Linked DNA regions of Homo sapiens: region 1 is linked to region 2. A link is a contact called in ENCODE Hi-C or POLR2A ChIA-PET data. All regions are on one chromosome and are shown on one strand. Each heading gives the region's core, a stretch centred on a gene start or an enhancer-like site at or near the end of the contact. The rest is flanking DNA. Distances are from core to core; before and after follow the strand shown. Region 1 overlaps IQGAP1 (IQ motif containing GTPase activating protein 1). Region 2 has its middle 47 kb from the start of IDH2.

Region 1 (6,456 bases), core at 3,807-6,306, 250 kb after region 2:
TTGTAGAAGGGAAGGTAGGAACGCTGGCTGGTTGGAGACTGTCAGCAACTCCACGGTGATAAGTCGAGCTTAGCACTAAGTAGAAGTATGTCACTTTCTGTAATTTAGAGGAATTGAAAAGGTATCTTGGAAAGAAATTAGTTCTTGGGAACAAAGTCTTTTTTGTGCATATGTCTTTACTGTTGGCATAGAGCATTTTCTGGGATGGGCTCTTCAGATCTCCTCTCCCTGTAAGTGATTTCAGAATTCCATGAATGTTGGGATATGTCCAGGCTGGCACCCTGGGATCATGAAAATAGAAGTTAAGACATTTAAGAAGCAAGAAAACAAAATGGGTAGGTGAGGTGACTAGGAAGAATATCATGCCCAGCACTTCTAGAATTCTCAAAATGAGGAGCATCACTTAAATTTTGAGGGGGATCATTTTTAGGATGGTGACCCAAGCTCTCTTTGTACAGATGAGAAGTCTAGTTATCTCATGAGACCCAGTGTGACTAAAGGACCATAGCATGTAGCTGCGTAATGGCACGGTGGCACTAGGAGCTGATCCATTCATTTATTTATAATTACCAAGGGGAAGTATGGGGTGAGATTTATTCTTAACTCTTAAAATGGTGACATACACTATTTTAAGAATAAACCTCCATTCTTTTTTCGGATATTAATTTAGTGCAACGGCCTTGGACAGGCTCCACCATAAGAAGTGGGTTGCATTTAAAAGTGTATTTATTAAAAGTGGTTGAAGCTGAGTGCTTTTCTGTATTGTAACACTGTTGCAAATGGGGAGTATTCATTCCTAATGTGGCTGCCGAAAGCTTTTTACCCTACCATGTAGCTGAAAATTTAGCAAAAAAAATTTTTTTTTTTTTTGGAGACGGAGTCTCGCTCTGTTGCCCAGGCTGGAGTGCAGTGGTGCGATCTGGGCTCACCACAACCTCTGCCTCCCGGGTTCAAACGATTCTCCTTCCTCACCCTCCCGAGTAGCTGGGATTACAGGTGCCCACTGCCATGCCTGGCTAATTTTTGTATTTTTAGTAGAGATGGGGTTTGACCATGTTGGCCAGGCTGGTCTCCAACTCCTGACCTCAAGTGATCCACCCGCCTCGGCCCCCGCAAAGTGCTGGGATTATAGGCGTGAGCCACTGCACCCAGCCTAGCAAAATTTAAAATTAAGAAATGTAAAGAGTTGAACTAGTTAGTACCCATTATTATTAAGAAAAGTCATGTGGCTCTATATTCTCATAGTACGAATAATTAAGTAAAATAGAAATTCAAAAGTATGAATAAAATTTCTTTGAAAATCTTGAATGTTGAGATATCTTGCCACAGTGAAAAGAATCAGACTTTCTGTTTTGGCAGGTGTGAGTTCTGATTCTGGTTTTGCAAGTTGCTTAACGTCAGGGAGTGAGCCCAAATTTGTCCTTTGCAGAATGGGAACGCTATGCATCTTACAGAGCTGCTGTGATGGTTAATTGCTTGGCACAGTGAAATACAGTAGGCACTCAACAAACTTTTTTTTTTTTTTTTTTTTTTTTGAGACGGAGTCTTGCTCTGTCGCCCAGGCTGGAGTGCAGTGGTACAATCTTGGCTCACTGCAACCTCCGCCTCCCAGGTTCTCACCATTCTCCTGCCTCAGCCTCCCGAGTAGCTGGGACTACAGGCGCCTGCCACCACACCTGGCTAATTTTTTACATTTTTAGTAGAGATGGGGTTTCACTGTGTTAGCCAGGATGGTCTCGATCTCCTGACCTCGTGATCCACCTGCCTCGGCCTCCCAAAGTGCTGGGATTACAGGCGTGAGCCACCACGCCCGGCCTGAACTCAATAAACTTTTATCCAAGCACCTGGATAAAGGATATCCTGAATTTTTTCTTTTCTTTTTTTTTTTCTTTTTTTTTTTTGAGATGGAGTCTCACTCTTGTTGCCCAGGCTGGAGTGCAGTGGCACTATGTTGGCTCACTGTAACCTCTGCCTTCTGGGTTCAAGCGATTCTCCTGCCTCAGCCTCCCAAGTAGCTGGGATTACAGGTGCCTACCACCATACCCAGCTAATTTTTGTATTTTTTAGTGGAGACGGGGGTTTCACCATGTTGGCCAGGCTGGTCTCAAACTCCTGACCTCAGGTGATCCACCCGCCTTGGCCTCCTACAGTGCTGGGATTACAGACATGAGCCACTGTGCCCGGCCTCCTGAATTTTCACATTAAATCTGCAAAAGGAAAAGCAGATTTAATGTGAAGATGACAGGAATTTTCTGGGCACTTTCAAGGTCCTAAGGTTGGTAGCCCTAGTTTTTTCACTTCAGACCTTAGCTTTTATCTGAAGGAAAACACCAGAAACAGAAGATACTTCTAGGGAGTGGAATGGGGGTAGAGGGTGTGAGATTTCCTTTTTACTTAATACTGTACTATATATTTAAAATGCTTTTTACAGTGATAATTTTATAATAAAGGAAAAGAAGGGATTAAGTAAAAGGAAAAACTGTGTATATAATTTTTAGATATAATCACAAATTCAGATTTTTAAGTTACTACACAGATGTTCCTCGATTTAGGAGGGGGTTATATCCCAATATTGTAAGTCAAAATGCATTTAATACACCTAACCTACTGAGTATCATAGCCCAGTCCACCTTAATTGTGCTGAGAATACTGATGTTAGCTTACAGTTGGACAAAATTATCTAGCACAAAGCCTATATTACAATAAAGTATTAAGTATCTTGGCTGGGCGCGGTGGCTCACACCTGTAATCTCAGCACTTTGGGAGGCCAAGGCAGGTGGATCACTTGATGCCAGGAGTTCGAGACTAGCCTGGCCAACATGGTGAAACCTCATCTGTACTAAAAATACAAAAAACATTAGTTGGGTATGGTGGCGTGTGCTTGTAATCCCAGCTACTCTGGAAGCTGAGGCACAAGAATCACTGGAACTGGGAGGTGGAGGTTGCAGTGAGCTGAGATCACGCCACTGTACTGCAGCCTGGGTGATAGAACCAGACATTGTCTCAAAAAAAAAAAAAAAAAAAAAGTGAATATAGGAAATCTTCCTTGAAAAAACAAAGATACTCCTACCTCAGCTTCTCAAGTACCTGGGACTATAGGCCCACTTCACCTCACCTAACTAATTAAAAAAAATTTTTTTTTTTGTAGAGATGGGGTTTCTCTATGTTGCCAGGCTGGTCTTCATCTCCTGGGGCTCAGGCTATCCTTCGCTAAAGTGCTGGGATACAGGCGTGAGCAGCCACACCTGGCCTGTATTGTCTTAATTTACTATTTTCAGTGGCCATCTAATGTTCATAATTTATTTAGGTTTATTCCTGTTTAAAGTTCTATTGCTTTGATTGCTGGAGAGTTTAAACATTTTCTTACATATTTGTTTATCAGTATTATTTTCTTATGCAAATTTTCTGTTTTTGTTATGTGCCTGGCTTCTAGGGTCATGATGTTAACTTTTGTGAGCTCTTTTATAACATGGACTTGACTTTCTCTCGTATTTGCTACAAACATTTTCCCTTGATGTTTCATTGTATTTGTTTTCTTCATTGTAGTTTTAAATTTTATTGAGTTTAAATGTCAGTCTTTCGATTTGTAATTTCTTCTATCAACTCGAAGTCTAGATAGTTTAATTTCTCTAAAACCTTGCCAAAATTTTCAGTTTAATAATCGATTGGCTTACTTTTTATATATTTGTAGAGATGGGGTCTTGTAATGTTGATTGTAAGGGGAACTTATCCCGAACTTCTGGCCTTAGGTGATCCTCCTGCCTCAGCCTCCCAAAGTGATGGAATTACAGGCCTCTAATATCCTTTAAAAACCAGCTGTTTATTACCTATTAGCAATTCATGTCTGTTTTGTCAAATATTATGTATATATATATTTCTAGTTCTGGACTTTTAAATTATGGTGAACCATATTTCATTTTTTTGAGAAAAATATATATGACTTTGTTATACTTCTTATCATTGAGAAACAACATCTGAAGCTAGCTTAATTTTAACTCTATGACAAGTAACTTGATTTTTTTTTCCTTTTTTCGTGACTTGAAATTTGTAGAATTGTTGTTCCTTGAGGTATAAACATTTCCCCAGTTAACATGTTAGGGTTGCTATTGGCTTAGCAATTTTGCCTGCAATGTGGAGACTCTTCTTGGTTTATAATGTCTCTTGTTTGTTTATTTTAGCTTTAGGAAATTGTCCATTATGCCTGTGGTGATTAGTTAGATCTGTGTAGTCTATTTTATGGCTCTTCTTCATTTTGTTTACGTTAAATAAGCGTTCTAGGTATGTGTCTCACATACATCTTTTGTTGCACTGACTTGATTTTCTACAGTCTTGATATTTTTTCCTTGGTTCTGTTAATGGTAGTTGCTTTGTCCTATTGTAGTTTATATTTTTAATTAATTCCTTTTCCGTCTCCATTCTTGTTAATAGCTTAAATGATCTCTTTTTAGTTCATGAAGAAGAGTGTGGCACAAAAGATCCTTTCAAGGTGAAAAAAAGGAGCAGGTAGCCAAGATAGTTGGGTTACATAGTTTACCACTTCCCTTTATAATCCGTAGGTGTTGAAATAGATGTGGCCATGAAAAACCAGTGTTAATCGGGCAGCTGAGTGTATGGATTGTCCACCAGTCAAGGTTGGGGAAAAAATCTGGCTGGGCTAAGTGTGGCCCGTTAGTTTGACCTCATTTGGCATGTATTTCTTCTGGTCTTACAGGTCAGAGCAACTGTTTTTATATATTTTAATGTCCCTAATGACAAAATAGTAAAAATACATTTGAGGACCCAAGTTGGCATGTTCTAGGAATTTCATTTTCCGGCTTAGTGTGGTGACCTGCCTCTGATTGCTGTACAATTCCTTCTGCTTCACAGTGTCACATCTGGGGATACCAGTTGGTAGTGGAACCTGTTTTGGACATTTTTAAGCCTTGTGGTATCTGATGGACTCTTGGTTGTTTCTAGCTGGTGCTAAATAAACCCCTTGACAAGAAGTATTTGTGTAAGAAAGCGCTGGTAGGCAAAGTGAGAACATCCGGAAGTGATTCATATTACTGTGGTTGTTTGCTTAACTCAGGACTTGGTTGCCTAGAGACCATATCGTTGAGTTAGCCGAGTGAAGTGCCAGTGGAACCTGGAGGGCCTGTGGCCTACCGGATCAAATCAGGGCTCTGCTCCTTAATTTTTCTCCTGAAGTCTCCTAGCAATCTGATTGATCTCTGTGGTTTGACAGTGCGTGAATTAAAAAAATCTTAAACATATTAATGTTTAAGAAAGATCTGGTTAATGGTTTATTTTGAAGAGTAAGAGTTTACTTGCTGAAGTTTGAATGTTGGGTTAAAATTTTTTAAAAAAATAGTTGTATGTTGGGAAGAATTAGTTATTTCAATAAGGCATTTTATTCTAGAAACCTCAGTACTTTAAGGCAGCTAAAGGAAAGCCAAAATAATCCCCCAAAACAAAAAACCAAAAACCTGCAATTTGCAAGGCAGTCATAATCTAAAATATTTTCTGTCTGTCCCAAAGTCAGTGTATTCCCCTTGCCTCTCCCCCTCTTCCTCATTGTCATGATTAGTACCGTTTATTGCATACTTTCTACATGCAAGGCACTGTGCTAAGCACTTTATATGCTTTATCTAATTAGCTATTCTTGAAGCCCTGTGAGGTGCTTATTATCTACATTTAACAGATAAGAAAGCAAAGCTCAGAGAGGTTAACTCATTCATCTAATAAGTGGTTGATCCAGATTTCAGGTTTGGCAAGAACTCTGAAGTCCTTTCTCTTAACTGCCATGTTAGTCTGCTGCTGCTATACTTCTGGTTCTAAAAATAATGACAACAGTAGTAACTACTGTTAATTAAGCAGAATGATGATGAAATTTACATATTACATTATTGTGAGATAGGCATTATTTTTATTTTAAAGAGGGAAAAAAATAGAGTTGATAACACTTTTCCCAAGGTCATATATTGGAATTCAAGCCCAGGTTTGTGACACCAAAGCTGGTGCTCTTAACTTCTGCAGATGCTGAAGTGGCAACATTTAAGTCTAACCTCTTTAACTGGTGCCCAGAGACATTAAGTAACTTGTGTAGTTTTCAAGTCAGTGAGGGAACTCCATCAATTTCCTGCCACTTATTTTGGAGTCTCTTCCACCTGCCACCTGAGGGAAAGTCTCCAGTTGTCTTATGTATTTTTGTGTCTAACTAGCTTGTTGGACCCTTCCTAATTGCTTCCCTTCTTCATAACCTGGTATCTGCTTTGAATTCAGCTTAGAAAGGTGTTCCTTCCTACCACTTTCTTGTTTGTTAAAGAGTTACCTCATACAGACAGGAGTGGCAAATTGGATTGGAAATTGCTTTGGATCATTTGGCAAGAACTGTATTTTTGGGGTTGTGGGAGGAGGAGAGGCCTGTCTAAAAGCTCTATTTCTTCTTTACTCAGAATACCTTCCTGTTGACTCATT
Region 2 (6,251 bases), core at 2,113-4,612:
GAGGCAAGAGAGGGGATGGAGAGAAGTCTTCAAAACTGCCATTCAAGGCCAGGCACAGTGGCTCTCCACCTGTAATCCCAACACTTTGGGAAGTTGAGGCAGGAGGATCGCTTGAGCCTAGGAGTTTGCGACCAGCCTGGGCAACATAGCAAGACCCCGTCTCTAAAAAAGTAGAAAACTTAGCAGGACATGGTGGTGTATGCCTATAGTCAGAGCTATTCAGAAGGCTGAGGTGAGAGGACTGTGTGAGCCCAGAACATCTAGGCTGCAGTGAGCTGACATCACACCACTACACTCATTCAGCCTGGACGACAAAGTGAGACCCTGTCACAAAAAAAGAAAAAAAAAAAAAACAGGCCAGGCATGGTTGCTCATGCTCATAATCCTAGCACTTTGGGAGTTTAAGGCAGGCAGATTGCCTGAGTTCAGTAGTTTGAGACCAGCCTGGCCAACATGGTGAAACCCGGTCTCTACTAAAAATACAAAAATTAGCCAGGCATGGTGGGGAGCACCTGTAATCCCAGCTACTCAGGAGGCTGAGGCATGAGAATCACTTGAACCTGGGAGGCGGAGGTTGCAGTGAGCTGAGATCGCACCACCGCACTCCAGCCTGGGTGAAAGAACTAGACTCCATTTCAAAACAAAACAAAAACCAAAAAACTGCTCTTCAATAAGCCCTTACCACGTGTCAGGCACTGAACACTGACAGCAGCTAACAATTACACTGACTTACTCCACACCAGGCTTGTTCTAAGCAGCTGCTGTCCAATAAACACATAATGCAAGCCACATAGGTAGTTTTGTTGTTGTTGTTAATGTTTGTTTTTGGGTTTTTTTTGAGATGGAGTTTCACTCTTGTTGCCCAGGCTGGAGTGCAATAGTGTGATCTTGGCTCACCGCAACCTCCGCCTCCCGGGTTCAAGTGACTCTCCTGCCTCAGCCTCCCGAGTAGCTGGGATTACAGGCATGTGCCACCATGCCCGGCTAATTTTGTATTTTTAGTGGAGATGGGGTTTCTCCATGTTGGTCAGGCTGGTCTCAAACTCCAGACCTCAGGTGATCCGCCCGCCTCGGCCTCCCAAAGTGCTAGGATTACAGGCGTGAGCCACTGCGCCTGGCCTAGTAGTTGTTTTTTAATTTATTAATTTACTTTTCACCATGGCAGAAAAGAGCGTAGTTTTAAAAACTCTAGTAGCTGCATTTTTAAAAGTAAAAACAAAAAACCCACTGGTGAAATTAATTGTAATAATATATTCTATTTAGACTGAGTGTGGTGGCTCACTCCTGTCCTCCCAGCAGTTTGGGAGGCTGAGGCAGGCAGATCACTTGAGGTCAGAAGTTCAAGACCAGCCTGGCCAATATGGGGAAAGCCCGTCTCTACCAAAAATACAAAAATTAGCCAGGCGTGATGGCATACGCCTGTAATCCCAGCTACTCAGGAGGCTGAGGCAGAAGAACCGGTTGAAGCCTGGAGGTGGAGGTTGCAGTGAGCCGAGATGGTGCCACTACACTCCAGCCTGGAGGTGGAGGTTGCAGTGAGCCGAGATGGTGCCACTACACTCCAGCCTGGGCAACAGAGTGAGACTCCATCTCAAAAACAAACAAACAAATAATATATTCTATGTATTACAATATATTCTATGTAACCCAATATAATCAATAATTAGGGAGTTATTTTACTTTTTTTTGAGACAGGGTCTCACTCTGTTGCCTAGACTGGAGTGTGGCACGATCACAACTCACTACATCCTTGACCTCCCCTAGGCTCAGGTGATCCTTCCACCTCAGCCTCCCGAGTAGTTGGGACTATAGGCGCGTACCACCAGGCCCTGATAATGTTTTGTATTTTTTGTAAAGATGGGGTTTCACGATGTTGCCCAGGCTGGTCTCAAACTCCTGGACTCAAACAATCCACCCACCTCAGCCTCCCAAAGTGCTGGGATTACAGGTATGAGCTATTGCACCTGGCCTTTTTTGTATGAAGTCTTCAAAATCCGATGTGAATTTATGCATACATCACATTTCAGGGTTTTTTTGTTTGTTTTGTTTTTTTGAGACAGGGTCTCACTCTGTCACCCTGGCTGGAGTGCAGTGGCACAATCATGGCTCACTGCAGCTTTGACCTTCTAAACTCAAGCAGTCCTCCTTCCTCAGCCTCCCGAGTAGCTGAGACTACAGGCACATGCCACCACACCAGGCTAATTTTTAAATTTTTTTTTTTTTTTTTGTAGAGACAGGGTCTCACCATGTTGTCCAGGCTGGTCACAAACTCCTGGGCTCAAGCGATCCTCCCGCCTCAGCTTCTCAAACTGTTGGGATTACAGGTGTGAGCCACTGTGCCTGGCCTCCCGACTCAGCCTCCCAAAGTGTTGGGATTACAGGCGCGAGCACCACGCAGGGTACATCTCAGTTTAGACAAACCACGTTTTCTTTTTGTTTTACTTTTTCTTTTTTTTTTTTGAGATGGAGTCTCGCATTGTTACGATCTCAGCTCACTGCAACCTCCGCCTCCCAGGTTCAAGCAATTCTCCTTGCCTCAGCCTCCCAAGTAGCTGGGATAGACAAGCCACATTTCAAGTGCTCAGTAGGTACTGTGGCTGATGGCTACACTATTAGATGCAGCTGTCTAAGTGCTTTAGCTGTGTTAGTCCTCACAACTGTGCTTTTGTTATCCTCATTTTACAGATGAGAAAATTTACACAGAAAGTGCTTCAGCACTTTGCCCATTGCTACCCAGAAAGAAAAGGGCTGAGCTGGAATCTGAGCCACCAAGGTCAGCCAACTGAGGGTCCACAGTCTGGTGTCCTAACAACTGTGCTATGCTGTCAGCTTCACAAATCTCATCTCCCATAGGAGGTCATCAAAAAGCTGCTTGCAGCTGGGTGCAGTGGCTCACACCTGTAATCCCGGCACTTTGGGAGGCCGAGGCAGGCAGACCACTTGAGGTCAGGAGTTCAAGACCAGCCTGGCCAACATGGTGAAACCCCATCTCTACTAAAAATACAAAAATTAGCCAGGTGTGGTGGTGCGTGCCTGTAGTCTCAGCTACTTGGGAGGCTGAAGCAGGAGAATCTGCTTGAACCCTGGAGGCGGAGGTTGCAGCAAGCCAAGATTGCGCCACTGCACTCCAGCCTGGGTGACAGAGCAAGACTCTATCTCAAAAAGAAAGAAAGAAAGAAAGAGAGAGAGAGGAAGGAAGGAAGGAAGGAGGGAAGAAAGAAAGAAAGAAAACAATAATCCAATATATAGGCAAGAGCCCTTACTTCTCTACTACTTACAGTCTAGTGTTCAGAGAATGTAGGAGTGAGCCCAGAGAGCTTCCCAAGCCTACCATGTCGTCACTGCCTACAAGAGTCCCTGAAGATGGCCACACAAAACCCTGGGGCTTACTCATACATGTTCACAGTTTCATTTTCTTATCATATTGGTCAGTTTCATCTACACTGGAACGTGGTTCCACCTATCTTTCTGTTCTCTGATAAGCTTCAGCTCAAGGGGAAACATTTCTGGGGCCACAGGTTCTGTTGCCTGCCTCTGCAAAGAGCACATTACGCAAAGCAGATGTTCTGTGCCCAATTCAGTCTCTGCTATCAGAAAAGCTGTGTTCAGAGCCACATGGAGCCTGCAGCCTCCTGCTTTGCGGGAATGTTTGTGTAAAGGTTCCTGGCTTTCTCTTTGTTTACATCTGACTGTTTACCTTTCAGTCCCATCTCGTCTTCTGCTCAGTGAACAGTTTTTGCACTGGCAGGAGCCAGGTCGAACAGTTCCATAAACTGCTTTTTTATGGTTCTCAGTAGAGCAGAGGTTTGAAATTAGAGAACCTGAATGTTGGCTCAAGGAGGACACAAACTCCCTGAATTAGTGTCCAAATCTATGTGTGTGTGTGTGTGTGTGTGTGTGTGTTTGTGTCTTTCTAGGGGGTGGTTCCTTATTCTCATTGGATTTCCAAAGGGGTCTGGAACCCACAACAGGGTCAGAACACCTGGGTATATGGTGGGCCCCAAGGGGCCACCAAATGGAACGTTCTGCCGTCTGCTCTTTGGAATATTCTTCTGGCCAAGAGCCACCACTTCCCTGACTCCGGCCTTTCTCTTCCCCACTGTCACCAACAGGGGATATAGGCTTTCTATTGGGCACCACTCCTCACTGAGAACTGCTCTCAGGGCTTTCTGAGCCTGTTGGTGTGACTGCGGTGGTGGCAGCTTGCAGGAGAGACACCTCACTCTTTGCTTTGTGGGATCCTCTGCTTGGTCCCTGACTCACAGACTGAAGCTCAAATTCTAGCCACGCACCAAAAAGTGACCGACAGCCGGGCGCGGTGGCTCGTGCCTATAATCCCAGCACTTTGGGAGGCCGAGGCGGGCGTTTCACCATGTTGGCCAGGCTGGTCCCAAACTCCTGACCATTGCATTTGTTTGCAATGTAATTTGCAAACAAATTTGGTAGGCTGCCATAACAAAAGTTCCACAGACTGGGTGGCTTAAACCGTAGACATTTAGCTTCTTACAATTCTAGAGTCCAGAAGTTCACAATCAAGGTGTCTGCAGAGCTGATTTATTCTGAGGTGTCTCTCTTTGGCTTGCAGATGGCCATTTTCTCCTTGTGTCCTCACATTTTTCCCTCTTGCATGTCTGTGTCCTAATCTTCTCTTCCCTTTTATTTTTTTGAGGCAGAGTTTTGCTCTTGTTGCCCAGGCTGGAGTGTAATGGCGTGATCTCGGCGCACTGCAACCTCTGCCTCCCGGGTTCAAGCGATTCTCCTCCCTTAGTCTCCCAAGTAGCTGGGATTACAGGCATGCACCACTACACCCGGCTAATTTTGAATTTTTAATAGAGACGGGGTTTCACCAGGTGGTCAGTCTGGTCTCAACTCCTGATCTCAAGTGATCCGCCCGCCTCAGCCTCCCAAAGTCCTGGGATTACAGGCATGAGCCACCGTGCCTGGCCCTGCCTAATCTTCTCTTCTTATAAGGACAGCCATCCTACTGGATTAGGGCCCACCCTAAGGACCTCATTTTAACTTAATTACCTCTTTAAAGACTTTACCTACAAATACATATGAAGCTAGAACTTCTTGGTGAACATAATTCAGTCCATACCACTATCTTACACTTCTGTGATTACAAAAGCAACATATGCTCCCTGTAGAAAATATGGGAACATCAGAAATGGAAAAACTAAGACAAGAATCTCTGCAAAAATCTTGTTTTTTTGTTTTTATTTATATTTATTTATTTTGATTATTTTTGTTTTGAGACAAGACCTACTCTGCCACCCAGACTGGAGTGCAGTGGCACAGTCACAGCTCATGGAAGCCTTAAGCTCCTGGGCTCAGACAATTCTTTGGCCTCAGCCTCCAAGTACCTGGACTACAGGTGTGCACCACCATGCACCATGCCTAGCTAATTTTTAAAATTTTTTTGTAGAGACAGAGTCTCACTATGTTTCCCAGGCTGGTCTTGAGCTCCTGAGCTCAAGCAAGCCTCACACCTCGGCCTCCCAATGTGCTGGGATTACAAGCATGAGCCACCGCACCTGGCCCTGTTTTTTTTTTTTTTTTTAAGTGTATAAAGTAAAAGTGAAAATATACCCTTCATTCCTCATTTCTACCTTCTTCCCCAAAGAACACTGCTGTGATAGTGAGGGACCTTTTTTGGGTTTGTCCAAACTGCTTCCAGTAACATCCTTGCCCTCCAGCTACACCTGTTCCTGCTGGTGCTCTGGAGAACAGGCCCCTTGTGCCGGGGTTGCTGGTGGATCAAATCTTTGGGCACAGTCACAGGGATTCTGCAGAAGTGGAATTGTTTTGTCAAAGGGTATACAAAATGTTCATAATTAGAGCTCAGATTTAAAAGAATTTTTTTTTTTTTTTTTTTGAGACAGAGTCTCACCGCGCCCGGCCTAAAAGGAAATTTTAAAAGAAGGCATGTAAAGATACAGGAGACCTGGCCAGGCACGGTGGCTCATGTCTGTAATCCCAGCACTTTGGGAGGCTGAGGGGGGTGGATCACAAGGTCAGGAGTTTGAGACCAACCTGGCCAAAATGGCAAAACCCCATCTCTACTAAAAATACAAAAATTAGCCGGGCGTGGTGGTGGACACCTGTAATCCCAGCTACTCCAGAGGCTGAGGCAGGAGAAGCGCTTGAACCCAGGAGGCGGAGGTTGCAGTGAGCCGAGATTGTGCCATTGCACTCCAACCTGGGCGGCAAGAGCAAGACTCTGTCTCAAAAAAAACAAAACAAAAAAAAAA

What was found. A loop is a pair of places that touch in the nucleus more often than their neighbours do. ChIA-PET counts read pairs that join two places held with the same protein, here RNA polymerase II (POLR2A). Pooled maps may share reads with other maps.
Region 1: a loop to region 2 is called in a pooled map, with 2.5 times the contacts of the local background. The contact joins two enhancer-like sites. A Hi-C loop is called at or near these places in 2 of 50 pooled maps. POLR2A ChIA-PET finds 5 or more read pairs at or near these places in 3 of 52 experiments (H1, WTC11 and activated T-cell).

What each region holds. Positions count from the first base shown.
Region 1 is chr15:90,396,000-90,402,455 of GRCh38, forward strand. All of the region lies in intron 2 of IQGAP1 (IQ motif containing GTPase activating protein 1), which reads left to right. Among named protein-coding and RNA genes, the nearest start is that of IQGAP1, 11 kb to the left of the region's middle. RefSeq lists an enhancer at 1-31. Within about 2 kb of position 5,057, at least 35 of the 41 ENCODE cell types and tissues checked have a DNase peak (open chromatin) inside an H3K27ac peak, as active enhancers do.
Region 2 is chr15:90,145,854-90,152,104 of GRCh38, forward strand. No RefSeq gene overlaps it. Among named protein-coding and RNA genes, the nearest start is that of IDH2, 47 kb to the left of the region's middle. RefSeq lists an enhancer at 3,336-3,545. Within about 2 kb of position 3,363, at least 5 of the 41 ENCODE cell types and tissues checked have a DNase peak (open chromatin) inside an H3K27ac peak, as active enhancers do.